Regions from separate parts of the Homo sapiens genome. Here region 1 is linked to region 2. The links are chromatin loops, found by intact Hi-C in ENCODE. Cell type or tissue: dorsolateral prefrontal cortex. All regions are shown on one strand.

Region 1 (8,000 bases), 140 kb before region 2:
AAAATTAAAACCCAGGAGGCCAAGATCCAGCCTTTAAAGCTGAGCTTAATTAATCCTAACCACAGGTGACAGAGCTATGCTGCCAGCCTCGTCTTACTTCACCCCAGATGTGCGGGTCATTTGTTAATTTTTTTATTTAAAAAATTTTTTTAAAATTATTATTGTTTTTTTGAGACAGAGTTTCACTCTGGTTGTCCAGGCTAGAGTGCAGTGGTATGATCTTGGCTCACTGCAGCCTCTGCCTCCAGGGGTCAAGTGATTCACCTGCCTCAGCCTCCCGAGTCACTGGGATTACAGGCGCGCACCACCATGCCTGGCTAATTTTTTTATTTTTAGTAGAGATGGGGTTTCACCATGTTAGCCAGCCTGGTCTCGAACTCCTGGCCTCAAGTAATCCACATACCTCGGCCTCCCAAAGTGCTAGCTCACTTCAGCCTCAACCTCCTGACCTTAAGGGATCCTCCCACTTCAGCCTCCTGAGTCAAAGTTGTTGGGATTATAGGAATGAGCCACCACACCCAGCTACGTTTTTTTTCAATTTTAGATCTCCTCGTGTTACCTAGGCTGATCTGGAACTCCCAAGCTCAAGCAATCCTCCCATCTCAGCCTCCCAAAGTGCTGGGATTACAGTCCTGAGTTACCACACCCAGACAATTACTGGAAGAGTCAATGTTGTCACCACTCCCCAATTTCTGTATGTAATTTCCTCCCAACCAGGATACCCTGCCCCCTCCCCTCAAAGTTCCTCCACTGGGCCAATATCCTTGCATCTATTCAACTCACAATTTTAAAGTCACGTCTTCAAGAGGAAGCCAGCACCCTCGTACCCAGGTGATGGCCCCTGTCACGGCAGCCTATAAACCTACTCACAGTACAGTACAATTGACGTGGAATCATCAGTTGCAATAATTATCTGTGCACGCCTTTGCTTAGTATTTACCTTCCTGGGGTTTATAACACACCCATACGCATGTGGAGGACAATCATTCTCCCCTCCCAACGTGGTCTAAGTGTTTGTGAAAGGTAATACTTTCCTCAGTTTGACTCCAGACTGGAACCTTGCCTGGCCAGAGCCAGGTCCTCAAAATGAACATTAATTGGAATATGAAGAAATAACAAAGAATGGGCAGGAGGCAGAAGGGCATCAGGACAAATAGCTAATGGCTGTGAGGCTTAATACCTAGGTCAATAGGTTCAGCAAACCACCACGGCACGCATTTACCTATGTAGCAAACCTGCACATCCCGCATGTGTATCCCAGAACTTAAATTAATGAAAAAAGAAAGAAAGAAGTAACAGAATGAGGGCCTGGCGCAGTGGCTCACGCCTGTAATCCCAGCACTTTGGGAGGCTGAGGCAGGTGGATCACCAGGTCAGAAGTTTGAGAACAGCTTGGCCAACATGGAGAAACCCCATCTCTATTAAAAATTAAAAAAATAAGCCAGGTGTGGCGGTGGGCGCCTGTAATCCCAGCTACTCGGGAGGCTGAGGCAGGAGAATTGCTTGAACCCGGGAGGTAGAGGCTGCAGTGAGCGGAGATCGCGCCATTGCACTCCAGTCTGGGTGACAGTGCCAGACTCCGTCTCAAAAAAAATAAATAAATAAAAGAAAGAAAAGAAAGAAAGAACAGAATGAACAAGCCAAAAGCTTTTTAATGCAAATTTGAAAGCTAGTGGAGGGTTTGGGAAACCAGACAGGCCTGCAGGGATCAGGGCTATTTCAGGGCTGATTTGCAAGACACTGAACTTTACCCTAATTCTATAGTCACCCCGCCCCCTCCAAACACCCCTAAATACAGGCGAGCGCTCTCTGAATGAAGCTTTCTTTCTCTCTTTTTCCAAATACCCAGCCTTCAAAGAGATGAATGGATTTCTTTGTGACACTCTATTTACTGTTTTAGAACCTTCACTCCCTAAACTCTTCATTCTTCCTGAAAATCTTTTATGGATCATCTCGGGGCTGTAATCCCATTCTGTGGAGAGCAGGAAGTTTTTTAAAAGGTCCCCAATCACTTTTTAGCCGGGGGGCGAGGAGAAACCAAGGGAAGTTGGGAGAGAGAAATTCTTCCTTTCTTTTTTTTTTTGAGACAGGGTCTCAACTGCCTCCCAAGCTAAAGTTTACTGGTACAATCAAGGCTCACTGCAGCTTCAACCCACTCCTGGGTTCAAACAGTCCTTCTACCTTTGACTGCCAAGTAGCTGGGACTACACCATGCGTCTGTAATTTTTTTATTTTTTGTAGAGACGGGGGCAGGGGGGAGGGGTCTCACTATGTTGCCCAGGCTGGTCTTAAACTCCTGGGCTCAAGTGATCCGCCTGCCTTGGCCTCCCAAAATGTTGGGATTACAGGCGTGAATCACCTGAGCTCACCTCAGCTTTAATACTGAATATTAAGCTCCTTGAGAAGTTGGATGTATCCATTTTGTCCACCAAGGCATCCTGATACTTAAAAGGATTCCATGTGTGTTTTCAGTTCTGGGTTTAGAATGTCTTCATCTACATGAGGAAAACCACCTCCACTTCCTGTATTTGTCTCAAAAGTCACCTTTGATTTGGTGATTCCTCAGAAAGTTAAATATCACTTCAGTTAAGTTTAGGGGGGAAAAAGTTAAACACAGAATTACAGAATGATCTACTGGGCGCGGAGGCTCATGCCTGTCATCCCAGCACTTTGAGAGGCTGTGGCGGGCGGATCACGGGGTCAGGAGTTCAAGACCAGCCTGGCCAACATAGTGAAACCCCGTCTGTACTAAAAATACAAAAAATAAAAAAAAAATTAGCAGGTTGTGGTGGCAGGCACCTGTAATCCCAGCTCCTCACTGCAGGAGAGTCGTTTGAGCCCAGGAGGCGGAGGTTGCAGTGAGCCAAGATCACACCATTGCACTCCAGCCTGGGAGTGAGACTCTATCCCACCCCCAGCAAAAAAAAAAAAAAAAAAAAGGAGGAATTGCAGAATGATCTAGCAATGTCACCCCGGGTATATCCAAAAGAAGTGAAACAGGGTCTTTTTTTTTTTTTTTTTAACTTAGGGCTACCTCGTCTCTCCAGTAAAAAGCAGGGTTTGGGCCAGCGTGGTCGCTCATGCCAGTAATTCCAACACTTTAGGAGGCCAAGGCGGGTGGATCACCTGAGGTCAGGAGTTCAAGACCAGCCTGGCCAACATGGTGAAACCCTATCTCTACTAAAAATACAAAAATTAGCCGGGCATGGTGGCACGCGCCTGTAATCCCAGCTCTTCAGGAGGCTGAGGCAGGAGAATTGCTTGAACCTGGGAGGCGGAGGTTGCAGTGAGCCGAGATCACGCCACTGCACTCCAGCCTGGGTGACAGAGCAAGACTCTGTCTCCAAAAAAAGTTTGATTTGGTACTATCACGGAGATCATAATTTAAAAAAAATTATATATATATATATATATATATATATATATATATATATATATATGTATACGCACAATTACAAATAAATAAATAAATAATAAAGTTTGACTTTTTCCCCAACTGACATTTGACTTCATATAATTCAGTTCCATTTAAATGACTTCAGAAGCTTCTAGGCTGTGGAAAGGGGCTCCCTCTCCTGGTTAAGATCTGCCAGCTCTTACAAGTTCCTTTTCAGGTCTACAAACCACTCCGCCCTTGTGCAGCCGTCACAGCCCTCCCTGCTTATCTCAAGACAGACTCTAGGTTAACTGGTGAATAGAGCTTTACTGAGCTATGTGCAGAGAAAACACGGAAGATTACAGCACAAAAAGAAACAACGGAAGCCTGAATATCAGACGTCATTGTTCAGAAATTCTTCAGGTTTAATGCATTCTCTGGGGTCTCACAGACTGTCCTTTGGTCCTTTTCTGTCTTTTTTTTTTCCTTAAATACTCTCCTATCCAGCCTCTCTCATCTTGTAGCCCCATCCGTACCCGCTGTGATGGTAGGACCCATTATTTCCTGAGCAAGTCTGATCTACCTCTTCTGAAGATTCCAGATCTCAAACAACTGCCATCTCTGGATCTCAGTCCCTTTTGCGTTGGAACAATCTTTCCACACCAGAGGGGATCCCTTTTTAGGTTACTATGCCCAACAGTTCTCACTTTATCTTCAATTCTCCATTCTAGGCTATGTTTTGGAAATTGTCTTTCATAGCTATAAGACAGAGAAAGGCTATGCAAAACTACATAACATGGCTACATAATATCAACATTTATTTATTTACTTACTTTTTTTTTTTTTAAACAGAGTCTCACTCTGTCACCCAAGCTGGAGTGCAATGGCACAATTTCAGCTCACTGCAACCTCCGCCTCCCGGGTTCAAGCGATTCTCCTGCCTCAGCCTCCTGAGTAGCTGGGACCACAGGCGCCCGCCACCATACCTGGCTAATTTTTTTATATTTTTAGTAGAGACGGGGTTTCGCCATGTTGGCTAGGCTGGTCTCGAACTGACCTCTGGTGATTCGCCAGCCTTGGCCTCCCAAAGTGCTGCGATTACAGGCGTGAGCCACCGCACCCAGCCATGGAGAGGCACTTGCCATAAACAAGACCAAACCCATGTTAACACAGAGAAAGCGCCAAAAACCTCCAGAGAAAAGAACAGAGGGAAACAGGCCAGATCGGACCTTAGGGAGCTGCTAGTTCAAGATCTGCATAAAATGAGAAGTGGCTGCTGAATTTGATTCAGAGTCAATGCAATGCCCCTTCCTCCTGATTCAGTTTCGCTATGAGAAAATGCAGGCCCACATCTTTGTGGAGAATGCCAGCATCGCCTAGGCACTGAAGAATGTCAGTGGCAAGATTAGGGATGAGGATAACAAAAAGATGTCAATCTTTGTCAACCCCACTGATACCCCCTGCAGAGAAAGCTGAAGTCGGAAAAGGCAAAGCAGATAAAGCTGATGGTGAAGAAGCGATGTGATTCCTCCCAGTCCAGTCTTGACAGCCAGAGACTCCCGTTTGACCCAGACCTGGTGACCAGTGACTCTAAGACGGCATCGAAACCTAGAAAGTGCATGGCTGCCTTTCTGCACGTCCTCCAAGACAACATGCCTGAGGCGGAGTCTGTAGGACAGATGGACAGGGGAAAGGGCTGGAGCCAGGAGACGTGTGCAGACAGGAACTTCCTGTCTACCACTTTCCCGGACAAACAAGTCTAGCAACATAACCTCCATCCTGGAATTGTTCCCCAAATTATTATGCCTGGATGGTCAGCCATCACCTAGACCAACTCTGTGTGGTATTGAAGCCCTCAAGGTTACCAACTTGCAAGGGAAGCTTCTTTGGATGTGACATGCTGCAGAACCTGCTCCTGCAATTTCTGCAGTAATAATTGCTTGCTCTACGTCCACGGAGATTTCTGCAGTAATAATCGCTTGATCTACGTCTACGGAATGGCACAGGGCGTGTATCTTACTGTGAGCCCATGCATTGCCAGATCTCCATCTTGCCACTGATGGCACGATGAACGGTACATGCCAGCACTGACTGGTTTGGACCAATTGCTAGATCTCCTTTGTAAATACCCAACATCCTGCTCTACTTTGAACTGGGTTACCTTGGTGACTGTACCTATGGTGTGTCCTGAAGGCAGTGACCTTTCACCAGTGTCCACCCAGGGCACTCATGAGTGCCCTGTCAATCTCTAGCAGTCTCCTAGCTGCTTACCATGACGGGGCCTGCCTCTGCCTGACCACTCCCCTCACCCAGAGAAACCAGCCTGGTACAGGTAGTTCAAAAATAGCAGGAAGGCTGGGTATGGTGGCTCATGCCTGTAATCCCAGCACTTTGGGAGGTTGAGGAGGGTGGATCACCTGAAGTCAGGAGTTCAGGACCAGCCTGGCCAACATGGGGAAACCCTGTCTCTACTTAAAAGATAAAATTTAAAAACATACAAAAAAAAAAAATTAGCCAGCGATGTGGCATGAGCCTGTAATCCCAGCTACTTGGAAGCCTGAGGCAGGAGACTCACTTGAATCTGGGGTACAGACGTTGCAGTGAGCCAAGATCCCGCCACTACACTCCAGCCTGGGCAACAGAGTGAGACTCCATCTCAAAAAAATAAAATTTAAAAAGACCAGACTGGTCAACATAATGAGACCCCGTCTCTATAAAAAAATAAAAGAGAGTGGTGTTGTCTGTTATGTCAAAAAAAATTTTTTTTAAAAAGAAAAAGCGGCTGGACATGGTGGCTCCCACCTGTAATCCCAACACTTTGGGAGGCCAAGGAAGGTGATCACCTGAGGTCAGGAGTTCGAGATCAGCCTGGGCAACACGGCAAAACCCTGTCTCTACAAAAAAAAAAAAAAAAAAAAATACAAAAATTGGCTGGGTGCAGTGGCTCACACCTGTAATCCCAGCGCTTTGGGAAGCCTAGGCGGGCAGATCATTTGAGGTCTGGCCATTCCTGGCCAACATGGCAAAACCTCGTCTCTACTAAAAATACAAAAATTAGGCGGGCGTAGTGGCAGGCGCCTGTAATCCCAGCTACTTGAGAGGCTGAGACAGGAGAATTGCTTGTACCAGGGAGGTGGAGGTTGCAGTGAGCCGAGATTGCGCCATTGCACTCCAGCCTGTGCAACAGAGCAAGACTCAGTCTCAAAAAACATAACACAAACAAACAAAAATATTAGCCAGGCGTGGTGGCTGGCATCTGTGATCTCAGCCACTCAGGAGGCTGAGGTGAGAGGATCACTTGACCCCAGGAGGCAGAGGCTGCAGTGAGCCAAGATTGCACCATTACACTACAACCTGGGCAACAGAGTGAGACCCTGTCTCCAAAAAAAAAAAAAAAAGAAAGAAAGAAAGAAAAAGAAGACTCCTTTTCTAATGATAGGGTGGAATGGCACAGGGCGTGTATCTTACTGTGAGCCATGCATTGCCAGATCTCCATCTTGCCACTGATGGCACGATGAACGGTGCATGCCAGCACTGACTGGTTTGGACCAATTGCTAGATCCCTTTGTAAATACTGAACATCCTGCTCTTCTTTGAACTGGGTTACCTCGGTGACTGTACCTATGGTGTGTCCTGAAGGCAGTGACCTTTCACCAATGTCCACCCAGGGCACTCATGAGGAGAATCCGGTGGTCTGGAGATGGAAGTTTGGAGAGGATTAAGGAGGGCTGCTGCAGAAGGCAAGGGCAGGTGCGAGGCCCCTTTAACAAGATGGAGTTCTAACAAGGAATTCAACCCCCAAAGACAGAGAGAGGAATGTCCTAGGAGTCAGAGAAGACCTGACTTCCCATTCTCACTGATACCTGACACCCAGGGAGCTATTGCTTTTCTTTTTTCTTTTTTTTCGAGATAGGGTCTTGCTCTGTCACCCAGGCTGGAATGCAGTGGTGCGATCTTGGCTCACTGCAACCTCTGCCTCTTGGGTTCAAGCAATTTTCCTGCCTCAGCTTCCTGAGTAGCTGGGATTACAGGCATGCACCAACATGCCTAGCTACATAGTTGCCCATAGCCTGGGCAACAAAAAAACAAAAAAAGAAACCCTGTTTGTCCTTTCATTTCAATGTTTAATTTATGGAAAACTGGAAAATACCCCTTTAAATTTAGTCAACGTGTTTGCACACAGAATTTTTTTTGCAAGATTAGTTTTTACAAACCTTCCACAACTTGTTCAAACCGTGAGCTTATTCTTATCTAATTTAAAAATCACATAACCCTCTCAACTAGGTGAAATTTGACATTCTCCTGCCTTTTAAAAATATTTTACCAAAAACATGTTTCACTCTTCTCACACACTTTCCATGTAAAACTATTTTTTCAGTAGTTTCAATCATATGTTATAATGGTAACTAGCAACTTTTACTTTTGGTGGCTTAAATTTCCTTTCACGAACCCTTTCACGACTTTCCCAGACCATCTACAACATGCTTTGACTTTCTGACTTCTCCTTAGCATCCCCTTTTTGAACAAACCAGTTATTTTACTTTAGAACAACAATTTACCATACAAGATGCTTTCTTATAGACCAAGGAGTCTAACATGTACACGAGTCAGTGGCTCACACGAA
Region 2 (8,000 bases):
AAAACAGCATGGTAATGGTACCAAAACAGAGATATAGACCAATGGAACAGAACAGAGGCCTCAGAAATAACACCACACATCTACAACCATCTGATCTTTGACAAACCTGACAAAAACAAGAAATGGGGAAAGGATTCCGTTTTTAATAAATGGTGCTGGGAAAACTGGCTAGCCATATGTAGAAAGCTGAAACTGGATCCCTTCCTTACATCTTATATAAAAATTAATTCAAGATGGATTAAAGACTTAAATATTAGACCTAAAACCATAAAAACCCTAGAAGAAAACCTAGGCAATACCATTCAGGACACAGGCATGGGCAAGGACTTCAGGACTAAAACACCAAAAGCAATGGCACCAAAAGCCAAAATAGACAAATGGGATCTAATTAAACTAAAGAGCTTCTGAACAGCAAAAGAAACTACTATCAGAAGGAACAGACAACCTACAGAATGGGAGAAAATTTTTGCAATCTACCTATCTCACAAAGGGCTAATATCCAGAATCTACAAAGAACTCAAACAAATTTACAAGAAAAAAACAAAAAACCCCATCAAAAAGTGGGCCAAGGATATGAACAGACACTTCTCAAAAGAAGACATCTATGCAGCCAACAGACACATGAAAAAATGCTCATCATCACTGGTCATCAGAGAAATGCAAATCAAAACCACAATGAGATACCATCTCACACCAGTTAGAATGGCAATCATTAAAAAGTCAGGAAACAACAGATGCTAGAGAGGATGTGGAGAAACAGGAACACTTTTACACTGTTGGTGGGAGTGTAAATTAGTTCAACCATTGTGGAAGACAGTGTGGCGATTCCTCAAGAATCTAGAACTAGAAATACCATTTGACCCAGCAATCCCATAACTGGGTATATACCCAAAAGATTATAAATCATGGTACTATAAAGACACATTCACACATATGTTTACTGTGGCACTATTCACAATAGCAAAGACTTGGAACCAACCCAAATGTCCATCAATGACAGACTGGATTAAGAAAATGTGGCACATATACACCATGGATTACTATGCAGCCATAAAAAAGGATGAGTTCATGCCCTTTGCAGGGACATGGAAGAAGCTGGAAACCATCATTCTGAGCAAACTATCACAAGGACAGAAAACCAAACACCGCATGTTCTCACTCATAGGTGGGAACTGAACAATGAGATCAATTGGACACAGGGTGGTGAATATCACACACCAGGGCCCGTCGGAGTTGGGGGGCTGGGGGAGGGATAGCATTAGGAGAAATACCTAATGCAAATGACGAGTTGATGGGTGCAGCAAAACAACATGGCACATGTATACCTATGGATTAAACCTGCATATTGTGCACATGTACCCTAGAACTTAAAGTATAAAAAAAAAATAGTATCCCTATAGACTAACAACTATTTGAAAAAGAAATCAAGGCTGGGCATGGTGGCTAACAGACAAATGAATTGCATCATTAAAAAACTTATGCACAGCAGAGCAATCAACAGAGTGAAGACAGAACCTATGGAGTAGAAGGAAATATTTGCAAACCATACATCTGACAAGCAGTTAATATTCACGATATATAAGAAACTCACACAACTCAAGAGTGTGAAAAAAAAATTTGATTAAAAATTGGGACAAAGGCAGGGCATGGTGGCTCACACCTGTAATCCCAGGACTTTGGGAGGCTGAGGCGGGCAGATAACTTGAAATCAGGAGTTTGAGACCAGCCTGGCCAACATGATGAAACCCCGTCTCTACTAAAAATACAAAAATTAGCCAGGCATGGTGGTGGGTGCCTATAATTCCAGCTACTTGGGAGGCTGAGGCAGGAGAATCGCTGCAACCCAGGACGCAGAGGTTCCAGTGAGCTGAGATCATGCCATTGCACTCCAGCCTGGGGGACAAGGGCAAAAGAAAAAAAAAATAAAAAAAAAATATAGTATATTTGAAAATTGCTAAGAGAGTAGAGTTTAAATGTCCTCATGACAAAAATAATAATTAGTGAGGTGATGGATATGTTCATCAGCCTGATTTAATCATCTCATAATGTATACATATATATAAAAACATATACACAATAAATACAATTTGTCATTTGCCAATTATATAAAAATTTAAAAAATTAACCATGTTAAAAAATAACTACAATAATAAAAAATAAACAAAAGACCAAAGATATCTGGTGTTTCCTTCCACCCAAAAATAAATCCCTTCCTTACCAAACCACACTGTAATATAAAGTGTTAGAATTAATCTCTTCTGTACCATCAGATTCTTAGACAATTTTTAGACATTTTAGAAGAGGGTAGGTCAATGGAGTATACACGGAGGAATGACCTGCACCGCCCTGTCACATCCCTTGGGGAGGAATTAGTGGGATAAATGACTATTTGGGAAGAAATGGGCCCAAGGAAAGTAAATAGTCTTAAGTTGTATAAATACAAATCATTGAATGAACAAAAAGCTAACTCACCTGAAACCTTACTTTAGGACATATAACACTTCTTCTTCCTCCTCCGGGATGCTTTTCCTGAAGGCCAGCTGGCCGGAGGGGAAAAGGAAGATAAGAATGAGGCACCAGGACCTTTCTGGATCACAAGCTACGTTAGAAAATAGCGCACACGTCCAGGCGCGGTGGCTCACAACTGTAATCCCAGAACTTTGGGAAGCCGACGGGGGCGGATCATGAAGTCAAGAGATCGAGATCACCTATGCCAACATGGTGAAATCCCGTCTCTACTAAAAATACAAAAATTAGCTGGGCATGGTGGCGTGCGCCTGTGGTCCCAGCTACTTGGGAGGCTGAGGCAGGAGAATCGCTTGAACCTGGGAACCGAGATCGCACCACTGCACTCCAGCCCTGGGCGACAGAGCAAGACTCTGTCTCAAAAAAAAAAAAAACAAAGAAAGAAAATAGGGCACACTTGTCCCCAGACCACAGTTAAAATCAATCAGAAATAAGAGGGCACAGGCATGTGAGTTTTTCAGAGAAATGCTGGAAAACTCTAGGAACTGGGGTTCTGAAACATGGAGCTGCCCCTCTCACCACCTCCCCGCCTCCCATGTCAGGTACCTCTTTCTTCCCCAAAAGGAATTCTATTCTTGAGGTTACTTCCTCTTGTCGTCCAGGTAGTGTGCACGGAGAGCACTTCTGGCTCCAAAACTGCCATCTCGTGACTTGTGAAGCCTTCTTCTTGGTCATTTTCACAATAGCGTAGAGCCTCTCACGTCACTTTGGGACCACTGCTCCCTAGCAGGTACCACATGGCTGGAAGGCCAAGGCACAGGAAGCAACGGAGACACTAGAAAGACAGGTGACATGGTCGCACACACCTGTGCTCACTCAAAAGGCCATGCACCCAGGCCCGATCCCGACCAGTCACAGCCGCACACTCGCTGGCCCTTTCACACCCACAGACGCTCACACCAGAGGGACACTGCCTGTCCCTGTCAACCTGACAGAAGTGCAAAGGCACATTTCAGAGACACGGAGACCCGTCCTGGCCGTGCCACCTCTGCAGACCCCACCAGCATTGACCTCGCACAGAACGGAGGTGCAGAGACACAGCCCGGCTGCGTCACCCCTACAGATGCCCTTACAGCCCGGCGCTATGGCCCTCATAGACGTCTACACACACCTGTGTCACAGTTTATGGGGACAGAGCCCGGCCGCGTCAACCCCGCATGCATCACGGCTTAGGGGAACGGGGCTTGTTCGCATTACCCCACAGACGAAGACAATTATCTCAGTCACTGGGCCACGGCGGGGCCCCACCAGGCAGCCTCTGGCTTATTCACACACACACACACACACACACACACACACTCACACACACTCCCACTTCCCTGCTCGCCGCTCCCGAAGCCTCAGGCCGAAGCTTCTTCATTTTAGGGCCTCCGCGTCCCGAGTGGCTCCCTCACCGCCATTCCCCGCGGAACCCTGCCCTGGCTTCCTCCTGGGAGGCAAATAGCTCCCGGCTCGAGGCCTAACCACACCCAGCACATCAGGAGGTGAAACAAGGTCTCAGGCGCAGTTGGGATAAGATCCAGGAGAAACCATTTTTAAAAATCCCGCGAGCATGAAGCACGCCCCTCAGCCGGCCACCCGGCTCGCTCCTCATTGGACTGTGCCCCAAGGCCCTCTGGGAAATGTAATGCGAAACCAGAGAAGCTTCGACGCAGCTGGAAGGGCGCCCGTCAGTGTTTCCCAGCATGCAACTCTACACGGCGCAAATGGAGCCGTGACCCAGAGGCCTCTGGGAAATGTAGTCCATAACCCGGAAATCCACAGAGTTGGAAGCGGCTGTCAGGATTTCCCAGCATGCAACTCTACGCGACCCTAAGGGCGTCCTGCCTTGAGGGCTTCTGGGAAATGTAGCTCATAACCCGGGAATCGACGTATCTGGAAGGGCGCCCATCAGTGTTTCCCTGCAGGCAACTGCACACGGCCCTAATGGAGCCATGCCCCAGAGACCTCTGGGAAATGCTCACTACGCGGGAATCCTTAGCGCTGGAAGCGCGGCCGTCAGAATGCTTTTCGTCGGTGTCTCCTCCCACTGTTAGAGCAGCTGCACCCCCCATAGACTTCTGGGAAAGCGTATTTCAGACTGGCAGAATCTTCAAATGCTGGAAGCCCTGTCGGCCTTCTCCTGCCCTGAAACTTTGCTTGCTCCTAAGGCGCACCACAAAAAATTCCTGGGAAAAGTGGTTCAGGCTCTAGGGGCCTACAGTTATAATTGCTTACAACTTGCATTTGGGATCCGTCCATAGGGAAGGCGTGTCCCCGCGTCCTTCTGGGAAGGAAATGTAGTCTGAAACGACCAGAAATCACGCCTGTAATCTCAGCACTTTGGGAGGCCGAGGCGGGTATATCACCTGAGATCAGGAGTTCGAGACCCTCCTGCCCAACATGGTGAAACCCCATCGCTCTAAAAATGCAAAAATTAGCCAGGCGTGGTGGTGTGTGCCTGTAATCCCAGCTACTTGGGAGGCTGAGGGAAGAGAATCGCTTGAACCCAGGAGGCAGAGGTTGCAGTGAGCCGAGATCACACCACTGCACTCCAGCCTGGGCGATAAGAGTGAAACAATGTCTCAAAATAATAATAATAATAATAATAAGCCCGGAAAGCTTAAAAGCTGTGATTTGGGAAAAGTTCAAAAATTTCCCAGCATGCAACATGGCCCTCCTTAGAAAAGAGCTGTGCCTCCAGAGCGTTCTTGGAAATACAGCCCCGAGCTGGAAATGCCTCTAGAAAGTGTTAGGTAGGGTGTTTACATGTGAGATTTTGGGGACGTTTCAGCACTGCCCTTTCCCCCACCCCCCAGTAGATTGGGGAGCTCCAGGCATGTGTGTAGGGACCTTGAGTAGGTTCCACGGGAGTGACCTGGTCCTGACTGGGTCTGTGCCAAGGCTCTCTCTGTAAGGGCAGGACTTTGCGTTTCGTTCTCTGATGCTGTCCCAGACTTGGGAGCACTGCCTGGCTCTTCAGATGTCTCTGTGAGTGTTACCTTGGTATGGGCGGGAGAGGCCTGGGCTGTATGGCTTGCTGCCCGGCAGGATATTGACAAGATGTTCTTATGATCAGGCGGTTTGGCCCTTTTTCCGGTGGGATCTCATCAGGATGTTCCTTGGACCTTTGCCAAGAAAGATATGATAGGGATGGTTTTTGTAGTTGGGCCTTTGCCCAGTAGGACATGATGAGAATGTTTCTTTAATTGGGTCTTTGTTCGCCTTGTGGTCAGGTGGTTAGGCAGGATATTTCTCACTGCCTGAACCCCTGTGAAATGTTTCACTTTGACCAAGGTCTGCAAAAGAGCAGGGGGCTTCCGAAATGGTGCAATTTAGACAAACACTGGGGTGTGAGATGCTTTGCCCTAAAAAATATATGCTGTTGTTGGGAGAGAATCATTGGTGGGTGTGACTGGATTTGTGATTGTGTGGACTCATCAGGGAGCCTCCTGGAGCTCAGGTAAGGGAGGGCGCCTGTGAGGTTTTTGGCCTTCATTATGACATGGATGAGATTGTATGTTTCTATGAACGTGTGGGTAAGACTACTGTATAGAGTACCCTTGACATAAGTAACTCCATCTTAGAAAAAGACTCCATCTTGCATTCCACAGGGCACTTTGCCAACAGGGACAAGATGTTTTGCTTAATAAATAAATAATAAAGACTGCATCCAACCAGATAAGGATATAAACAAGCACATTCTTCCACCATCTGTCCTCCCCAGAGGACTCTGTGGCCATAAAAGGAGCAAGGCTTCAGTGGCTTGAAATAACCATCTTAACTGCAACCGTCCTGCTGTCATTTGTGATGAGCACTTGGCATCTGCTGCTGAAGCCTCAAAGACTTCTTGCAAGACCAATGGGCCTGCCCAGCCCTGACCAAGGGTTTTGTTACTCTCCTTGGACTGACTTGTTAACCCTTTTCTCCTATCTCTTTTCTCTTGATGTTAAACATTACTTTGTTTATTGTGAAATGTTTAATCTATAACATTTATATATATTGATTAAGTACACTACTATGTATGGTTTGCAATATTGACTGACTTGTGAAGTGGCTTGAGCCTGCGTGTCTATGGCTCTGACTACCAAGTGAAGGGGCAGTACCAAAGAGAATTGCCTTGTATTAGTCAGGGTTCTCCAGAGAGACAGAACTAATAGGATATATGTCTATAGGAAAGGAAGTTTATTAGGGAGAATTGGCTTAGACGATCACAAGGCCCAGTCCCATGATAGGCCATCTGCAAGCTGAGGAAAAAAGAAGCCAGTAGTGGCTCAGTTCAAGTCCAAAAGCCTCAGAAGCAAGGAAGCCAACTGTGCAGTCGTCAGCCTGTGGCCAGAGGCCACAGGGCCCCCGGCAAACCACCAGTGTAAGTCTAAGAGTCCAAAGACCAAAGAACCTGGAATCTGATGTCCAAGGGCAGGAGAAGCAGAAGGAAGCATCCAGCACGGGAGAAAGATGAAAGCCAGAAGACTCAGCAAGCAAAGGTATCCCACCTTCTTCTGCCTTCTGTGTTCTACCTGAGCTGGCAGCCAATTGCATGGTGTCCACCTACATCGAGGGTGGGTCTTCCTCTCTCCATCCACTGACTCAAACATCAGTCTCCTCTGGCAACACCCTCACAGATACACCCAGAAACAATCCTTTACCAGCTGCCTAGGCTTCCTTCAATCCAATCAAGTTGACACTTAATATTAACCATCACAAGCCTCTTTGGGAACTCCAGGCGGCTCATGGCTTTTGTGATTGAAATAGCATCAATCAAAGCCTGACACTGTGGAAAGATACAAACGTGTGTGGACCTGGTTATCTCTGGACCACTGGTGGTTTGCTGGGGGCTCTCGGGCCTTTGGCCACAGGCTGAAGGCTGCACTGTTGGCTTCCTTGCTTCTGAGGCTTCTGGACTTGGACTGAGCCACTACTGGCTTCTTTCTTCCTCAGCTTGCAGATGGGTTATCATGGGACTTTGCCTTGTGATCGTGTGAGCCAATTCTCCCTAATAAATCAGAGATAAACCAAATCTCAGCAGACTTGAACCTGCGTGGGGAGAGTAATGAAGACATAAACAGTCTCCTGGTCTGGGCTGAGTTGTCTGTTGATCTTGCAAAGAAGAATCTTTGATGTGGGTAGAAACTTTGGCAGCAGATGTCAAGTGCTTATCACAAATGACAGCAGGATGGTTGGCAGTTAAGATGGCCGTTTTGAGCTGCTGAAGCCCAGCTTCTTTTATGGCCAGAGTCCTGTGGGGAGGACTGATAGTGGAAGAATGTGCTTGTTTATGTCCTTATCTGCTTGGATGCAGTCCTTATTATTTATTTACTAAGCAAAACATCTTGTCCCTGTTGGCAAAGTGCCCCATGAAATGTAAGATGGAGTCTTTTTCTAAGATGGAGTTACTTATGTCAAGGGTGCTCCATACAACTACTAACTATACAACTACTATACAACTCTGTACATCAGGTGTTTTCATTTTGATGGTTGTGCTGTTGTGCGCG

The links. Hi-C counts contacts between places; a loop is a spot of excess contacts. Peaks named below come from ENCODE experiments on the same cell type or tissue, not always from the same donor. Only the 100,000 strongest peaks of a DNase experiment are listed, where the experiment ranks them.
Region 1: a loop joins it to region 2, with 2.8 times the contacts of the local background. A loop is called at or near these places in 2 of 110 quality-filtered maps.

Annotation. Positions count from the first base shown.
Region 1 is chr19:53,655,102-53,663,101 of GRCh38, reverse strand. The region is part of intron 2 of LOC107985342 (a long non-coding RNA gene); the gene reads right to left. It also overlaps the pseudogene LOC100288093. Among named protein-coding and RNA genes, the nearest start is that of MIR512-1, 7.6 kb to the left of the region's middle. RefSeq lists enhancers at 982-1,871, 1,872-2,761. In dorsolateral prefrontal cortex, CTCF peaks have their summits at 1,775 and 3,570 (motif pointing left); DNase peaks (open chromatin) are centred at 1,710 and 3,601; H3K4me3 peaks cover 814 bases; H3K27ac peaks cover 1,178 bases.
Region 2 is chr19:53,517,157-53,525,156 of GRCh38, reverse strand. It overlaps a transcript of ZNF331 not described here. Among named protein-coding and RNA genes, the nearest start is that of ZNF331, 17 kb to the left of the region's middle. RefSeq lists enhancers at 3,111-3,884, 4,195-4,394, 3,885-4,658, 4,659-5,433. In dorsolateral prefrontal cortex, CTCF peaks have their summits at 4,127 and 4,335; DNase peaks (open chromatin) are centred at 3,629 and 4,366; H3K4me3 peaks cover 2,005 bases; H3K27ac peaks cover 1,345 bases.